2 separate regions of the Mus musculus genome follow, and region 1 is linked to region 2. A link is a loop called in an ENCODE intact Hi-C map of the cell type or tissue named here. Cell type or tissue: left cerebral cortex. All regions are shown on one strand.

Evidence for each region. A loop is a pair of places that touch in the nucleus more often than their neighbours do. Peaks named below come from ENCODE experiments on the same cell type or tissue, not always from the same donor. Only the 100,000 strongest peaks of a DNase experiment are listed, where the experiment ranks them.
Region 1: it touches region 2 in a loop (1.9-fold over the local background); 14 of 42 quality-filtered maps call a loop at or near these places.

What each region holds. Positions count from the first base shown.
Region 1 is chr11:117,262,765-117,270,764 of GRCm38, forward strand. It overlaps Septin9 (septin 9), which reads left to right and starts at 3,482. Exons shown (of 11, transcript NM_001113487.1): 1 at 3,482-3,831. The coding sequence starts at 3,777. Gm39478 (a long non-coding RNA gene) reads right to left here and starts at 3,420. Exons shown (of 3, transcript XR_880325.3): 1 at 3,055-3,420. In left cerebral cortex, CTCF peaks have their summits at 3,073 and 4,875 (motif pointing left); DNase peaks (open chromatin) are centred at 2,066, 2,243, 2,433, 3,036 and 4 more places; H3K4me3 peaks cover 3,010 bases; H3K27ac peaks cover 4,419 bases.
Region 2 is chr11:117,322,718-117,330,717 of GRCm38, forward strand. The region is part of intron 2 of Septin9 (septin 9); the gene reads left to right. Gm34065 (a long non-coding RNA gene) reads right to left here and starts at 4,254. Exons shown (of 4, transcript XR_003949802.1): 1 at 4,186-4,254; 2 at 1,327-1,404; 3 at 684-885; 4 at 1-556. Gm51932 (a long non-coding RNA gene) reads right to left here. Exons shown (of 2, transcript XR_003949803.1): 2 at 7,357-8,000. In left cerebral cortex, CTCF peaks have their summits at 3,567 (motif pointing right) and 7,000 (motif pointing left); DNase peaks (open chromatin) are centred at 3,770 and 4,402; H3K27ac peaks cover 1,367 bases.

The DNA.
Region 1 (8,000 bases), 60 kb before region 2:
ATGTAGTGTATATTCAGTGTATGGAATGTATATACAATATATACAGTATATATACAGTATACATATAGTGCATACACACATATATGGCATATACACTATATAGTACATAGGTTTATATACTGTATATATGACATATATAACATATATGGTATATACATTATATATGTAGTAGTGCACACAGCACATATAGTATGTATGGAATTCATATACAATGTGTACAGTATGTGTGTAGTATATATATATATGTGTGTGTGTGTGTGTGTATGGTATATGCACAATATATAGCATATAGGTGTATATATAGTATATAGCATAAATATAGTATATATGGCATATACAATGTATATATCGTGCATACAGGCCCACAGAGTTGAGCCGTTGGGTTCTACCCTTGACTATATTATGAGGGGGCTGGTCTTGTCACTCACTGACTGGAGCATCCTGTTCAAAGTGCTGGGCAGGGAGCCACAGCCTCCCTGAGGAGGCCACCCCCACTGCTGAGTCGCTTCCTGCTGAGGCTGTACCTGGGCTCAGGGGTCAGGGATCCTGATGTGCAAGCCAAGCGGCTGTTTCCGCAAGTCCTTCCTGCACCCTCTTTCCCAGGCTTTTTATGCTCCATTCCCCAGGGCTGAACCTACGGGCTTCCTCTTCTAGCCCATTTCTTCCAATGTTCAAAAGAAAAAAAAAAAAGGAAAAAAAAAAAGAAAAAAGAAAAGTCTGACTGTATTTCTGGCTCTGCAAGTCGGCTAGACTCAGGTCCTTAGCCCCTCCCCCAAGACAGTGAGCTGCCGGACCAGTCCAGTTCACCAGGGTCACCAGGTCACCAGGTGGCTTCATAGACAGCTTTATCCTAAGACTCTTTGACTTGATGGGTCAGGCGTGAGCTTAGGTCTGGCTGAACTAACTGCCATACATTGGCTGGCTTCACAGCACAATAGAGGTGTTCTCTGCCACACATGTTACAGGGTCTGCAGGGATGTGTGCCATATGGTTCCAGAGAGGAGAGCCTGCCCCTGAGGCTCTAGGTTGAATTTTGGCCTCTGGCTGCTGCGCTTCGGTGGCGGCTTCTGACATCAGAGGGCGCTTGTCTCTGACTTCTTCTCTATCTGTTATCTGGCCTTTGAGTCCAGGACACATGCTGATCCCAGGGAACCTCATCTGCCCACCTGTAGCACAGACCCTTAGGCTACGTCTGGCCTCCTTGTGAGCATCCAGTAATCATGTTATCTCTTTGGGGTGGACGGGAGCCGTGGCACACCCACAAGCAGGCAGGCCTTCTGGAGAGTTTCGCTTGGAGCACAGCATCCTCTCCTTGAAGCATGGATTACAGACCTCTGAGCCCTACAGTTCTTTCTTCAGCTAAACTCAAGGCCAGAGCCCAAGACTATAGAGAGGGAGTTGGGTGACCACCTAACCTAATGAAAGTCCCAGAATGCCACAGCCACCACATGTGATCCGAGACAGCTGGGATGATGAGAGGGGCTGAGGGGGCTGGGGGTGGGTGGGACTGGTTCAAAGCCAAGTGGCAGTTGGGTTATCCTGGAGTTTGCAGAAGGTAATTATGGTGAGAAGGGAGGTACCCTGCTGTTTCCCATTGTCCTCATGGGACCGAAAGAAAAGAGACACAAGGGTGAATTTCCTATTGGGAGGATGGCCAAACCTGCCTTGGCTTTGCTGATGGAGGAGCCTGGGCATTTAGCAGGTTCCCAGGCTGGTACTTCGGGCGGCGGAGTGGTTACAGTGTGGAAGGGAAGCAGAGGGCTGGGTTGGTTGCTTGAGTAATGGACAAGGGTGTTCTGGCTGTGGAAGTCAGCACCCACTTCTATTGTCCCATGGAGTCCCCGGGGGCGGGGAGAACTCCTTGAAGCCTGCACCCTGGCTCTCCATTGGAACACTGTGGTGTGCTTGGCTCCTCTGCCTGGATACAGGCTGAGCAACAATGCGCTGTGTCTCTGCTAATCTGCACTTGCCCTGGGGAGAACAATCGCTCGGGTGTGTCTCTGTGTACCAGGTGCTTTTTATAAGAAACACCAATGAACAACGCCCACTCAGGTTGGACGCTGTCCCAGGGACCCGGCATCTTCCCAGGGCTTTGTGGTAAGGGCCTCAGCTTCTTAGATTGGATCCTGAAATCCCCCAAATGTGGGATAGGCAGGTGACCTGGTGATGGTCAGACTGCCAGGCAGGCTGAGACCCTGACAGAAGCCATCAGGGGTGCCCACTGCTCCTGAAGTAAGGCTTCCAGAAGGATGGGGGTGCGGGTGCATCTAAAATGGCCGTGGTTTTGCACTTTCCATGTCCAAAAGCTCACTTGGTTGAAAATAGTTTTTAAACCATCTGAGGCATGAGGGAGGGAGGGAGGGGCACATTTTCTGAAATAGGAAGGACTCTATTCCAGCAGCTTAAAAAAAAAAGTCTCACCAAACCTAGCCCAGGCTTCTCCTCTCCTCTGCAGCCTCACCAGCCTCTGCAGGTCTCAGCACTGTTCTTCCCTCACTGAGAATGGTGGAATAGGGAGAAAGCAGACCCAGACCCAGGACAGCTCAGGGACTCACACTGAGGACCAGGGGATGAGTCACTCGCCCACTCTGCAGGGACTTGTCCCCAGCTATGAATCCATGCAGCCCTGATTGAGCAGAGAGGTCCCAGGTCTAAGGTTGTGCCCAGCGGGCAGGAGACTTGGCTCATCCAGGAAGTGGTGAACACCGCCTCCCCCCACCCCCCCAATCCCTGGGGACCCTTCCTGGTAACTAGTGTTTGTTTTTTCTGTATAGCCCCGTGGTTTTCTCTGCTTGCCCGGTGGATGTCTGAAGTGTGAAGGCTACTTGGACAGAGAAAGTCTAGGCTGTGGGTACCCACTGATGTGGAAGGAGCCCAGGAGCAGCCTTCTTCCTTCCTTCTGATGTTAGGAACTATGGTTTCTCTCTTCTGGAGGGAAGGTCGTGGTCCACTCTCTGTACTCAGGAAGCCCATACAGTGGAAGGGGGGAGGGGCGTTGCAACGATTCTTCAGAAGGGCCGCCTCTCCCTGCCCTATCCCTTCCGTAGCACTTACCCAAAGGATGCAGCAGCGACCCCCGGGGGTGCAAGGGGGTAGCAGTCCTCGACGTGTGGATGCTGAGAACTCCCGGGACCCTCATCTCTGTAGTGAACCGTCTAGGGTCCTGCAGACCCACACTAGCCTAGCGCTACAGCTTAACCCTTGCAGGCCCCGTGCTTATATGCGAAGGAGGCACTCAGGAACTTTGGCTGCGTAAATAAAACCTCGGGCAGCAAGAGCACTGCGCCCAGGGAAGGGGAGGAATCTTGTCCCCCTCGGCGCCCGCCCGCTGCTGTGGCCCGGCCTCCACATCCTCTACATCCGCCCACATCTGGCCGCGGAGGGGCGTGAGGGGGAGGGGCCGAGGCCGTGTCTGTCGCGGTCCCCTGGGCACCCGCCAGGAAGGGAGAAGGGGGGGCAGCCCAGGTCGTGTGCCTGGGACTCTGCAGTCCCTGTAGAAGCAGCTCTGGTTCCATCCCCTCCAGGCCCAGTTTTGACAGGCGGGCGCAACAGCCAGTGCCGAGTCGCGGAGGCCGGCTGGGGTACGGGAACCTGATCCAGCCGGGAGGCGGGGGCGGGGCGGGGGCCCGGGTGCTTGGGGAGGGGCCGGCGCCCGCCTTCCTCCCCCATTCATTCAGCCGACCGTGGGGGCCGAGGGGCTCCGGCGGCCAGCTCTGCACCGGGAGCGGGAGCGCGCAGGGCCCGGTCTCCGCGGGACTCCCTGCGCACCAGCCACCATGTCCGACCCCGCGGTCAACGCACAGCTGGACGGGATCATTTCAGACTTTGAAGGTGGGTGCCCGACCCAGCGGTTGCTTGGCGAGCTGGGCAGGAACCTCCAGGCGGGCCTGAGACGGGACGGGATGAGCACGGGAGAGGCAAGACCCCGGTTTGCTCACCCTGGGGCTCTGCGCCCCAGACCCCGCATTGCCGAGTTGGAGAGCCCCATTAAGGGGGCCTGTAGATGATAGACCCTATAGTTGGGGGCCACGCGCCCCCTGGGGATCCCAGGTTCATGCTGCCTCTGGGGTGTTCGTCTTTTTATTGTTGTTTGTTTTTGCTCTGGGACTGTCGTCTCCTCGAGGGCGGGCTTGACTTCTTGGGAACAACCCCAGGAGCGCAATTCCACCCTGGAAACCAGTGGGTTTTCTTCTTTTGGTGCTCGCCCTCAGCTCTCACCAGCATGGGAGTTAGTTCCCCTCCTCGGATCCAGTGGGAGGCCGAATCCTCAGGGTGGACCTCCTCCCCTCCCCCACGCCAGCTCCGGGGTTGGGGCTGAGCCCAGTCCCGGGGCTGGCAAGGGCTGCCAAATTGATCGGCCCGCAGGCCCCATGCACCCGAGGGGATCCCGGCCCGGCGAGTCTCAGGGTCCAGGGTGGGATGTCCAATACCCCCGATCCAGGCCTGGGACACCTTTATCCATCAGAGAGAGAAGAGCCTTTTGGGAGAGAGGGGGCCTGTGCGCTCACACAAGGACAGCACTTTCGCCTCTTGTCCTGAGTTTACAAAGTGCAAAGATACTTGGGGGCCGTTTCCTCCAAGGGTGGGCCTTCCATCTCCGCCCTGGGCTTGCATGCGCGGGCTTTCCAGAGGCCTCGTGACTGCCACTGCCGGTGCCGTGGCCCCTCGTCCTGCGTCCCCCTCCGGAGTAAATAAAGCCAGTGGAAAGGGAGGCTTACACAATGGTGTCCCGCGCGCGTCTGGGGCTGGGTTTCCGAGGGGCGGGCCTGACTCTGCCGGGCCCGGAGCCCCCGCCCCTCTGAGGGGCTCTCAGGCAGCCTTAGGCAGAGCCCTCTGGTGGGCTGTGAGCGAGGGAGGAAGGGCTTCACATAGTTAAAGACGGCCAGGTTTCAGGCTCTTCAAGTGACCAGTTGGGGGTGCTCCAGGCCCCATGACTGGAACCAGGGGGTTTGTCCTGAGCCCACCTGAGGTCAGCCTTATCTCTGAGTTAGGTGATTAGCTATGTGTCAGGAAGTGGGTGGGGGGCGGGGGGCGGGGGGCGGGTGGTTGCTGATGAGTTGTGTATTGGCAGGTACAGGCTTTAGGAGCCTGGAATATCATACCCACTTGGTCACCTCAGTGGTGGGAGCAAGTATCTGTGCTGAATCAAGGCATAGTCGCTGCTTAGGAGATCTTGTGCCCCCAACCACCTGGACCTCTTGGAGTCCATGTCTATACTAAGGTCTCCCCAGACCTGTTCCGTGCTGTTGTGCCTTCTGCATGTCCTAGGGACTGTCCTAGCTCCTTGGGTTGCCCCTCTGTGCACCTCTCCTTTGCCCTGGAGCCTTTCATTCTCCTGGAAGTGTATCTGAAAGTCAGCCAGTCAGTTCCCTTCTCTGCAAGGTCTGAGCGGGAAGGGGGATGAGGAGGGGGTGGAGGACCTGGTGGGGGGGGGCACTACCTTTTCCGGGTTCTGGTCTCTGTGTTTGCTCTCTGCTCGGACCCAGGGGGCATTCAGGTGTCTGCTTTCATCCCCCAAGGAGTTGGGGACAGGGTTTCTGCAGAATGTTGCAGAAGTTTTGTTGGGGAGGAGAAGTTTGGGGGTTGTAAGGTCTCAGAAGCTGGCTCTCTTTGCATTGTGGAGGCCAGCTGCCCCTGCCTCTTTGGTTTCTCTGTGTAACTCCTTACTCGCTGAGTGGTGCCCTCACTGGGCTGCCTCCCAAGCCAGCTTCTTGACCCTCAAATTTAGTTCAAGACAATGGCCACATTGAGAGCATCCTGGTATAGAGGTTGGCAGTCTTGAGGAAGCCGGGCCTGCTGAGCATGCTGCCCTCCTGCATGCCAGTCTTCCTACTGTGAACTCCGAAAAGCTCAGATGGGGAATGGGTTCAGGGCTTTGAGTCCCCAGAGATTACTAGCCCGGGCTATCACTAGTGAAAGTGCGTGTGTGAGTGTGTGTCGCACGTGTACACTTATGCAAGAGAAGCTTTGTGCTTTGTATAAACGACCCGAAAAGTGACCTCCTAAGTAAGTGTCCTAGGAATACAGAGTTGAGTTGATGTGCAGAAAGGGAGTGGGGGGTTGGGCAGCTAGGCAGATAAAGGGATGTGGAGAGAGTATGACTCAGCCTAGCATGGGTGAGAGAAGCTGGCAGTCTGAATCCAGGCAGGAAAAGTAGTAAGAGACTCGCAGGGAGAAGTTGGGAATGGGGAGACAAGACCTTGAGGCAAAGGAGAGCTGTGATTGTGACAGGGAAAGAAGAGGGCCTTCTGTCCAGAGCAAGGAGCTGAGATTTCAGGATGAGACTGCTAGGAAGTTGGGCCATGTAGGGACCAGTTTACAGTGAATGTTCAGAGGGGGTCCAGCCACAGAGGGTCAGGTGTTCCCTGATGCTAGCTTGGCCAGGCTCAGTTGGAGGAGCCCCTAGTTTTTGCTCAGGCTTCCTGCGGGGTGTATGTGGCTCTGCCAGATAGTTGGAGGAGGGAGAAAAGAGCCAAGTTGGCTACAGCCACTGGGGCCCATAGTCCCTTTGTGAGGCTGGACAGATGGGCTCATGAGATGGAGCACAAAGGACCTAGGTGCTCCCCCCAGGGAGCTCCGGCTGGCACATGGCTGGCTAGTTCTGAGCCATGTGTATCTCTGTTTTGTTTTTTTCTTTGTTTGTTTTGTTTGTTTGTTTGTTTTAATATAGCAGAGAGCCTGCTTGCCTGCCCCCAAGGAGGTTTGGCGTTAGCAGCTGTACCAGGCAGGAACAGCCTGCCCTACAGGGCAGAGGGAAGTGATTCATGACGGGTTAGGATTCCCAGGTCAGTGCTGTGTGCCTGTGGGGCTAGTGGATCCAGCCTGTAGCTGTGTGTGCTGGAGTAGGTGTGCCAACTGGGCTCGGGTCTCAGTCTTGGTCGCAACTGTCTTGGACACTCATTTCGCCTCTCATTTTCCGTCTGTTTTATTCCAGCTGTCCCCATATATCCCCCACCCTGTCCCCTCCCCCCACCCCACCTCCCACCCCACCCCCATCTGAAGCACGGGCCACACTTGTGATCATAACTGGAGGTCTTGGTGGGATTCAGACTTGGTTTTTCCATCCCTGGGGACTGAGAGGTGGCAGGACCCTTGAAAGACATGAACATCTTGTGTCCCAGTATCTATCTTTGGTTTCCTTTCAAGGAACACCCCCCCCCCCAATCCCATTCCCTAGGGATGCCAAAGGTCTTTTACTATTTCCTACTTTCCCACTTCCCAACATCAAGGGTTTTGAGTCATCGGTACTACCCACCCCTCCCCCACGAGGTGACTCTGAGACCCATCACTGTCTGTGACTGGGTAGCTGGAGGAGTCACCCCTTTCTCTCTCCTTTTCCGGTCAGCAGAAGCGTGGGGCAACTGGATGGTATGTTCTTCCTGAATGGAGGCCAGATCTGTTATCGCAAACACAGTTACAAGCTGGGTCCTTGTGTAACAAAAGCCTCTTCAAGTGCCAGCCGCTGGCCTGTTCTTCTCACCAGCATCTGCTGTAATCAGTTTTACACCCCCAGAACAATCCTGAGAGTCCTTGATGTTTGTTGAAACAGATCTGGCCCAGAAGCCCAGACTCTCCAATCTGAGTGGCAAGACTTTTCTCCGCTGTCCCAGGGAGGCTCTTCTGCACTGGGCCCTGGACAGCCTGTGGTCCCTTTCCCCCTCGATAGAGAGGTGACCAAGAAATCAGGGGTCATGTAGACACCTCTGGGACAAGGTGGTGGTGATAGCTGGACCCAGGTGCCACTTTGTTCCCTAGAGGAAAGGCCTGTTGCTTGCAGGTAGCTGTAGATCTGACCTCTTAATTAATGCCCTTGGGCCTTCTGTGTGATGAATTCTGAGATTTCCAGACACTCCCGGCTCCTGGGAATCATTGCCTCACTGCTGAGGGGGATTCAAGGACTCTAGGGCTTCCTGCAGTGAAGAGTAGCTGGCCTCACACTTTTAATCCTAGCACGTGGGAGGCAGAGGCAGGTGGATTTCTGAGTTTGAGGCCAGCCTGGT
Region 2 (8,000 bases):
CCCCCGGCCCAATGCTACTCGAGGGTCCTTCACAATGGGGCTGGAGAGGTGTCCCAGCTTTGCAGTGTGAGAAAGGCCAGGCCAAAGGAAAAGGAAGGACCAAGAATCAGGAAGGACAGGTAGAAAGTGCTAGAAAACAGATTCAACCCAGAACCTGCAGTTAGGAACCTGTGGACACCCTGACCTAGTTCAGCTTCTGACCTCTGGCTCAGAGAGATGACAAGCTGGTGTCCGTCCATTAGTCACCAAACACACAGCCAGGAAGGTGACCGGATTCTGGAAAGCCTGGAGGAATTCTCTGGTGTGACTGCAGCTCTGGAACTTTCTAGATGCTTCTAGATTACTACCAGCTCAGGCTGGAAGACAGTTTCCCTTCCCACCTCTGGTGGGAAAGAAACTGGGAACAAAACTTCTAGTTCCCCTTTTCACAGGTGGAGAGGCCCACCTGTTTCCATTCTTGACTTGGGTGTTCTTCTCAGGCTTGCAGTTATACAGATAGGGTCATGAAAAGGTCACAGGCCCGAGTTCTCACTCCTTATCTGAAATGCTCTTCTCCCTGGCAGCAAAAAGCCCTCAGGATGTCAGTCAGTGTGGACAGACCCGAGACCCGCTTGCTGCGTGTCATTGTCCACACCCCCCATCCTCACTCCACCCGACCCCCAGTCTCCCTCTCTGAGCCCCACCTGTGGAATTCTGCTGGCTCCTGTGGCTGAAGATGCTGGGCCTGTGACAGGAGGTGCCCGTGGTCCATTCCTCCCTTCTCGGAGAGCTCGCTCTTGCAAAGCTGGGACACCAGTGGCCGTGAGATCGCGTCTCTCTGAGTTGAGCGGGGAGTGGATGGACCAGCTCCATGCAGCCCAGCCACTGTGATCATCTTGTCCTGGACTGGACATGCCAAGGGGCACTCTGACACTTGCCACCGCCATGTCTCTAGCCCTTCCTCCTCCCTGATACCCTGGAGGGACTTCCCCGGGACTTGCAAAGCCTTTGCCCCTTCAAGTCCCTTGCTTATGAGGTCTAGATTTGAAAACTCTTGTTGCCTCAAGTCACCATCTTGTGCCATCTTGACTCTATCAGCTGTACATGGTACAAGTGTGTATGTGCCAGCGCACTTGAGTGGAAGCCAGAGAGAGGGGGGTGCTCTGTCACTCTACCCTTGAGGCAGGGTCCCTCACTGGGCCTGGAGCAAGGCTGGCAGCCAGGGAGCCCCACGATCTCCCCATCTCTGCTTCCCACAGCACTGGGGTTCTAGGTGCCCGTGTGACTTTTATGCTGGTTCTGGGAGTCAAACTCAGGTCCTCTTGTTTCTGTAACAAGTGTTCTCACCTGCCGAACCATCTTCCCAGCCTGTCGTCTTGACTTCTGTGTTAGGGCTTGCGTCTGTGAGGCACCCAGGTCTCCAGCCTTTGTACACAGGGTTGAAATTCTCAGTGGGGACAATGTTAATGCTTTTGCACGTGACATCACCATTTCAAGCCCAGACACACATAGCTGGCAGGCAGAAGTTTCTACTTACTCCTGTCTTGTAACAGGGAACATTGGTCTGTGCAGGCTCACTGCCACACCCTTCTTCCTAGCTGCCTATGACCACGCCCTCCACCCTCCACCCTCCTCCCCATCCCAGGAGGCGGCTGTTCATGGATCCTCCACTAAGCCAGTCTGCCCATGGCATCTTGCCATTCTCCCCTAATGTCCGCCTTCCTCCCTAGCAGATGAGAAACCCCCTCTTAGAGAGTTTCGCGCTCGCCCAGTTGGGACTCTCACACTCCTCTGTAACTCATAAACAGGGTTGGTAGCCCCGGGCCAGGCACATTTTCCACAGAGGATACAGAGGTTACCCAAGGGGGAGGTGGCGAGTGTCCCAGCTCTGAATGATACCCTCCTAGGGTCTCATTGCTCTCAGCCGAGCGTAGCGCAGCCCTGAGAAGAGAGAGAGTGTGTGTGTGTGTGTGTGTGTGTGTGTGTGTGTGTGTATCCACATTTGGTCCTAAGCCAGCAGTTCTCAGTCCCAGCCACACATCCAGGAAGTCTCCTGGATGACAGGGGTCCTGCCCTCTGTTGATGGGGGGTCCCATCCCCTGTAGGTATTACATGGGCAGTGCTGTGTGGTTTAGAGTGAGACTTTACTGAGTCCATTTTTAGAGCCCAAAGGGACAGCTCTCCCTTCCTGCTCCCCACTCTCATCACCCAGGCCTGGGGTGCCTTTGAACACACTGAAACAGGTAGTTTGCCTTAAAAACCAGCACCTGGCCGGGCGGTGGTGGCGCAAGCCTTTAATCCCAGCACTTGGGAGGCAGAGGCAGGCGGATTTCTGAGTTCAAGGCCAGCCTGGTCTACAAAGTGAGTTCCAGGACAGCCAGGGCTACACAGAGAAACCCTGTCTCGAAAAAAACAAACCAAACCAAACCAAAACAAAACAAAAAAACAAACCCAGCACCTGAGCACCTCAGGTATGTAGATTCTGTCCTGGCTGCAGGGTGGGAAGGCGAGGCCCTGTCCTGCCTGGTGTCCCCAATCTGCCACCCTTCTCTCTACACCGAGGAGCCCACAGGGCTAGACACCTGGATGCTTTTAGCCTCGTCTGAGCAGTGGAAATTTGTGGGCCTGGTGGGGGTTTGGCTGCATTTGGTCGGGGTGAGGTGAAGGGCCTGAAGGATGGGGTGGCAGCGTGCTAGAGTTGATCTACAAGGTAGGGTGGCAATCACACTGAGGTAAGACAGTTGGCTGCAGACTCCAGGGTCACACCTCAAGTTAAGATAGCATACAGTGTCACAGAAGACACGAGGCTTACGAAGGCTGACACGGGTTTTGTGAGTTTGAGACAAGGTCTTGCTGTGTAGCTCAGGCTAGTTTCAGAACTCAATCCTCCTGCCTCAGCTGGAATCACAGATGTGCAACACCATGCCCTGCTTAATGTTAGCTTTTCGAGAAGGAAAAAGGCCCGCAGTTGGGTGCTGCTCTCTGACTGGGGTAGGGGTGGGGCTTCTCAGAAAGAAGGAAATGGGCCCATGCTGCCTAGGGCCACAGACTTGCTCTGAACTCAGTTACCTAGGAAACCAAGAGGGGGCAGGGCTTGCTGAGTTAGCGGCCAGGCCTCCAGGCCTCGGAGAGACCCAGGCTGGGGGTGGAGGAGTTTCACCTGTGGTAGTGAATGAACGGGGAGAGTGCTCCCTGGAGGTGGCGATGTCTGGGAGACCATGGAGGCCAACTGAGGAATAGGGTTCTTAGGAAACAGTGCTGGCTGAGGTTGGATGTGCCAGGGTGCAGGGGTACTCAGACCCAAGGAGGAGATCTACTGTAGTACTGGAAGTTGTTGGGGGGGGGGGGGGAAGGAGGGAGACAGGAAGTAGACACCACCGAGGAATCGAGGAATGGTTGGTTATAGGGCCACCAGCTGCATGGGGCGTGGCAGGAAGGGGCTGCTGTAAAATTGCAAAAGCTAAGCATTAGGGCTGGGGGGACAGGGCCCTGGAATCTGAAGAGGAAGGTCCCAGGACTGAGGGGTGCAGGCAGGGCCTGAGCAGTAGGACCTAGTATCTCAGGCATGTGGGTTCTCCAGGAAGAACATGGCCTGTAGAGGGAGGAGGGGTGTGGCCTCAGAGAACCCACTGGAGAGATGGATCAAAGCTGGGCAGGGGTTGGAACCAGAAACACGGAAGAGGCAGAAGGGAGGGGAGATCACGCCCGGAAGCCAAAATGAGATGTGAAAGGGAAAGAGATCCCAGGATGGTCCCGCAAGGGCTGCCTCAGGCTGGGTGTGACTGGAGATGAGCCAGTGGGGAACCTCCCAGAGTGAGTCCTGGTGATACATGGTGGGCAGAAGCCAGATGGCCAGCCAAGAAGTGAGTGGGTGCTGGAAAGAGGGGAACATGAGTGGGCCAAGGGGCTGGGCTATTGAGAGTGGACAGTTGGGGGAGGCAGGGGGTCAGAGAGCCTGCAACTCTGCTCTGGAGATTGGGCTGGCATCAGTTCACCTGGGCCCAGACAGGACCTGAACACCCAGAATCCATTGCAAGCCACTGTTTTCAGTGGTAAGATGCTCTCTAGGGGCCTCTCCCCCCTCCCTCCCTCCCTCCCTCCTTAATCCTGCTTCTGGCCTTCCCTCAAGGCCATTTGGCAGTGTCTCCCCACCTCGGGGACGTGTAGCCTTGAAGGTACATGTATAGGACCCCAGGACACCCATACTTGCCACACAGCAACACTTGCAAGTACCAGCCCTGCCTCTTCTCCAGCGCTAGACCCTCAGAGGGGTGGACGGGGGGAGGGGTGGTGTTGTTCTTGGCATTCAGTTGGAAGCATCTGCTGTACTCCTGAGCTGTTGCCTGGGTGGCTGGAAGACCGTGGGCAGGAAGGTGAGCATTGTGCCTAACCAGAAGAGAACAGGATGCACACTCGTGCGTGCGTGCGTGTGTGTGTGTGTGTGTGTGTGTGTGTGTGTGTGTGTGTATGTATACACGTGGACCACGACCACACGTTCATTTGTCTCCTTTTCCTGCTGGCTTGGCACTGCATGTAGAGTTGAGCGTGGGTGTCCTGTGCTTCCTGGCAGGTGTCACCCTCTGAAATAAGTCTGTACGAGGCTCACCATTGCTTTCAGGGGAGGTGGAGACACCTCTGGTATCATCGAGAAGGACCTTGTGTGCTGTCCCCAGAGCCTGGGAGCCCTTGCACGGACTCAGCGGGGGGTGCAGTGGGGAGTGGGCTTTTTAGCTGCCACACCTTGGCCAGGTGCCTGGAAAGAGGGAGGGGCTTCATCAGTTTTGGGATAAGGCTTGGTAGATGTGAGCCCGGCTTGGAAGTAAGATCCCAGGAGCCCTCTGAGGATCCAGAGGGATGGCTTGAGAGTGAACCTGCCCTGCTGCCTAACCTTTAAGTTCCTGTGGGCCACATGAACTTCCTATGGCTGTGAAAGTGGGTTTGTGCAAACCGTGTAGCTTGTACCCACAGACATTTATTGTGTTAGGGTTATGAAGGTCTGAAATCTAAGCCAGATTGAAGCCAGAGTGTGGAAAGGTGGGTTCCTGTAGGGCCTCCAGAGATCTGTCCCTGGCCTCTTCTTGCTCTGGTGGTTCCTGGCACCTCTGGCTTGCTCTGATGATCTCTGCCTCTGTCGCATTGTGGTCACCTCATATGCTAATCAGGCCTCCTCTGCCTCTCTGTGGTCCGGGACACCTGTGATTGTGGCTGGCTCATCTGGGTCACACTCTATGTCACTCTGTATTCAGACCCAAAAGTTGCCTTGATGAGTAAAGTCATGGCACTTTCGGGCTGAGGACAGGTCATTGGTCAGCCTGGTGTGTCTTAAGACGTGATACTTCTAAGGCATAAAAATGCTAAAATAAATTGGGTCAAGGAAACTAAAAATGCATCTACTTCTTTAAAAAATTGCTTTTAAAGATATGGTTTCCTGTATTGCCCAGGCTTTGTTCCAAGGCTGGCCTTGAACTCTGATCTTCCTGCTTCTACCTCCAGAACATTGAGATTATAGGGATTTGCCACCACAGGTGGGTTGTGTGGTGCTGGGAGGATTGAACCTAGGGCTTCTCGCGTGCTAGCAGGGTGTCCTACCAACTCAGCTGTGTCCTTAGCCCAACTTCCAATTCTTTTTTTCTTTAAGCACATGTTTTTCCAGCTGGGAGTGGTATATACCTGTCATCATGGCATCGGGGAAACTGAGGTTGGAGGACCCAGAGTCTGGGCTATCCTGGGCTTCCAATACTCGTGCAATGTAAAGCAGTCCCCCCACCCCTGGTCGTAATATAAATGGTCTTGGTTCTGAACTGCCTGCGGGGTCTTTTCATCTCATAGAGTGGGAACCCCACATCCTAAGGAGCCAGCACCCTTGGTAGCCAGTAATCTGCTCGCTCTCGCTCTCTGAATCATTTTTTAAAGATTTATTTTATTTATTATATGTAAGTACACTGTAGCTGTCTTCACACACCAGAGGAGGGAATCAGGTCTTGTCACAGATGGTTGTGAGCCACCATGTGGTTGCTGGGATTTGAACTCAGGACCTCTGGAAGAGCAGTCAGTGCTCTTTACCACTGGGCCATGTCTCCAGCCCTCTGAATTATTTTTAAAGTGTACTCCTATGTGACTTTAGAATAAATAAACACAGCTTGGCGCGTTAGCTGTTGGAAGGCTATACATGGAGCGGAAGCCAAAGTGTGGATGGAGACCCAGGCACCGGAAGGGCAGGAGTTGAAGTAGCCTGGGTGTCTGTCACCTCCTCCTCTCTTGCTCTTTTCTGCTTCGGTACCCCCCTCCTTCTGAATCCAGCTGATGGGACCCTGGTTTGCTTCCTTCCCAAGTCTTCCTCACGCCCAAGCTTCAGGGGCCTCTACGCAGAAATGGCTCTGAGCTCCTCAGCCCTGGGTGTCTGGCAATGCACAGTGAGCCAGGCCAGCAGCTGGCTCCCCCTGGGTTGGGCTCCTTCTCCCATGCCCCTTCAAGCCAGTGTGAATGAGAAGGGACATCCAGGAGCGAGCTGATGGTGTCTTTGGCACAGTCTACATGGTGTGGGGCCAGGTATTCATTGAGTTGATTCCTTACGACAAACTCCCCTCTCCCTGACAGTGAACCTGGGGACACGGCTCTGCATCTCTGTGATTTTTATTTTACTTTTTTGAAGCCTATTGTTCCACATAGCCCAGACTGGCCTCCAACTCACCATGTAGCCGAGGATAACCCTGAACTCCTCCTCCACATGCTGTGTTGGGATTACAGGAATGTGCCACCATGTCCTGAATATGAAGTGTTCAAACCAAGGCTTCATGAATGTCATGTAAGCGCTTTACTAACTAGCTACTTCCACCTTCTGAGGGGGGGGAGGAAGGGAGGGAGGGGGAGGGAGAGAGATCAGGTCTCAAGCTGGAGAGATGGCTCAGCAGTTAAGGGCATTTACCGTTGTTCCAAAGGACTGAGGTTACCCCAGCATCACAGGGCCGCTCACAGCCATCTGTAACTCCAGTTCCAGGGGGATCCAACCCCCTCTTCTGGCCTCCTAAGGCACTGCACACTCGTAGTGCACAGACATACAGGAAGTTAAAATACCCAAATACATAAAATAAAAATAAATAAATATTTTAAAAAGGACAAGGTCAGCCAGGCGGTGGTGGTGCACACTTTTAATCCCAGCACTGGGGAGGCAGAGGCAGGCGGATCTCTGTGAGTTCAAGGCCAGCCTGGTCTACAACGTGAGTTCCAGGACAGCCAGGGCTGTTCTACAGAGAGGTCTTCTGTAGCTCAGGTTGGCCTCTCATGAACCTGAGGCTGGCCCTGAACTCCTGCACCTCCTACCCTCTACTATACGTGGCTCCTCAATACCCTTTTAAAACCTTTGATTGGTTGACCGACTTTTTTTTTTTTTAAAAGTATTTGCGTGTGCATAGGTCCCTTCACAGGAGTACACATGGCCCCTTGGAGCTTGCGTCCCAGGCACTTGTGAGCTGTCTGACATGGGTGCTGGAGACCAAACTCCCAGCCCTCCTCTGGAGCAACTGAATGTGCCCTTAACCACAGCCCCTCCAGTCCCTCAACAGGAAGCATGGCTTTCATGAGCTGGGTTCTCTCCACCCCTAAATGTGGCTTGTAGATCTGGTACTACAAGTGGCCAGGCTCTCCAAGAAGACTTCTGAGTCAGTGGCTCTGAACTGAGAGCAGTAATGGGGTACAGGGTAGAGCACCCCTCTAGCCAGCTCATGGGACTGTAATGCCCCAGTCTAGGGCCGGTCTGGGCAATGTGGTGCCAGAGAAATCAGAGGCTCTCTGGATTCCAGTGTCTTAGCACGGAAAGGAAGAAGTATGTGAAATATCTCTGCCATTTTCACGTTGGTGACATCTTGAACTGATAATATTTTGGCTCTGTGAGATCAATTAAATCGGGCCACGTGGTCCCTCCTGTCGTCCTCCCCCCACCCCCAGTGGTAGCAGAAGTTTAAGGTTCCATCTGTAACTTGCATCTTGGGCTTTGTGCCAGCGGGTCTGATGGCACTTGAGTG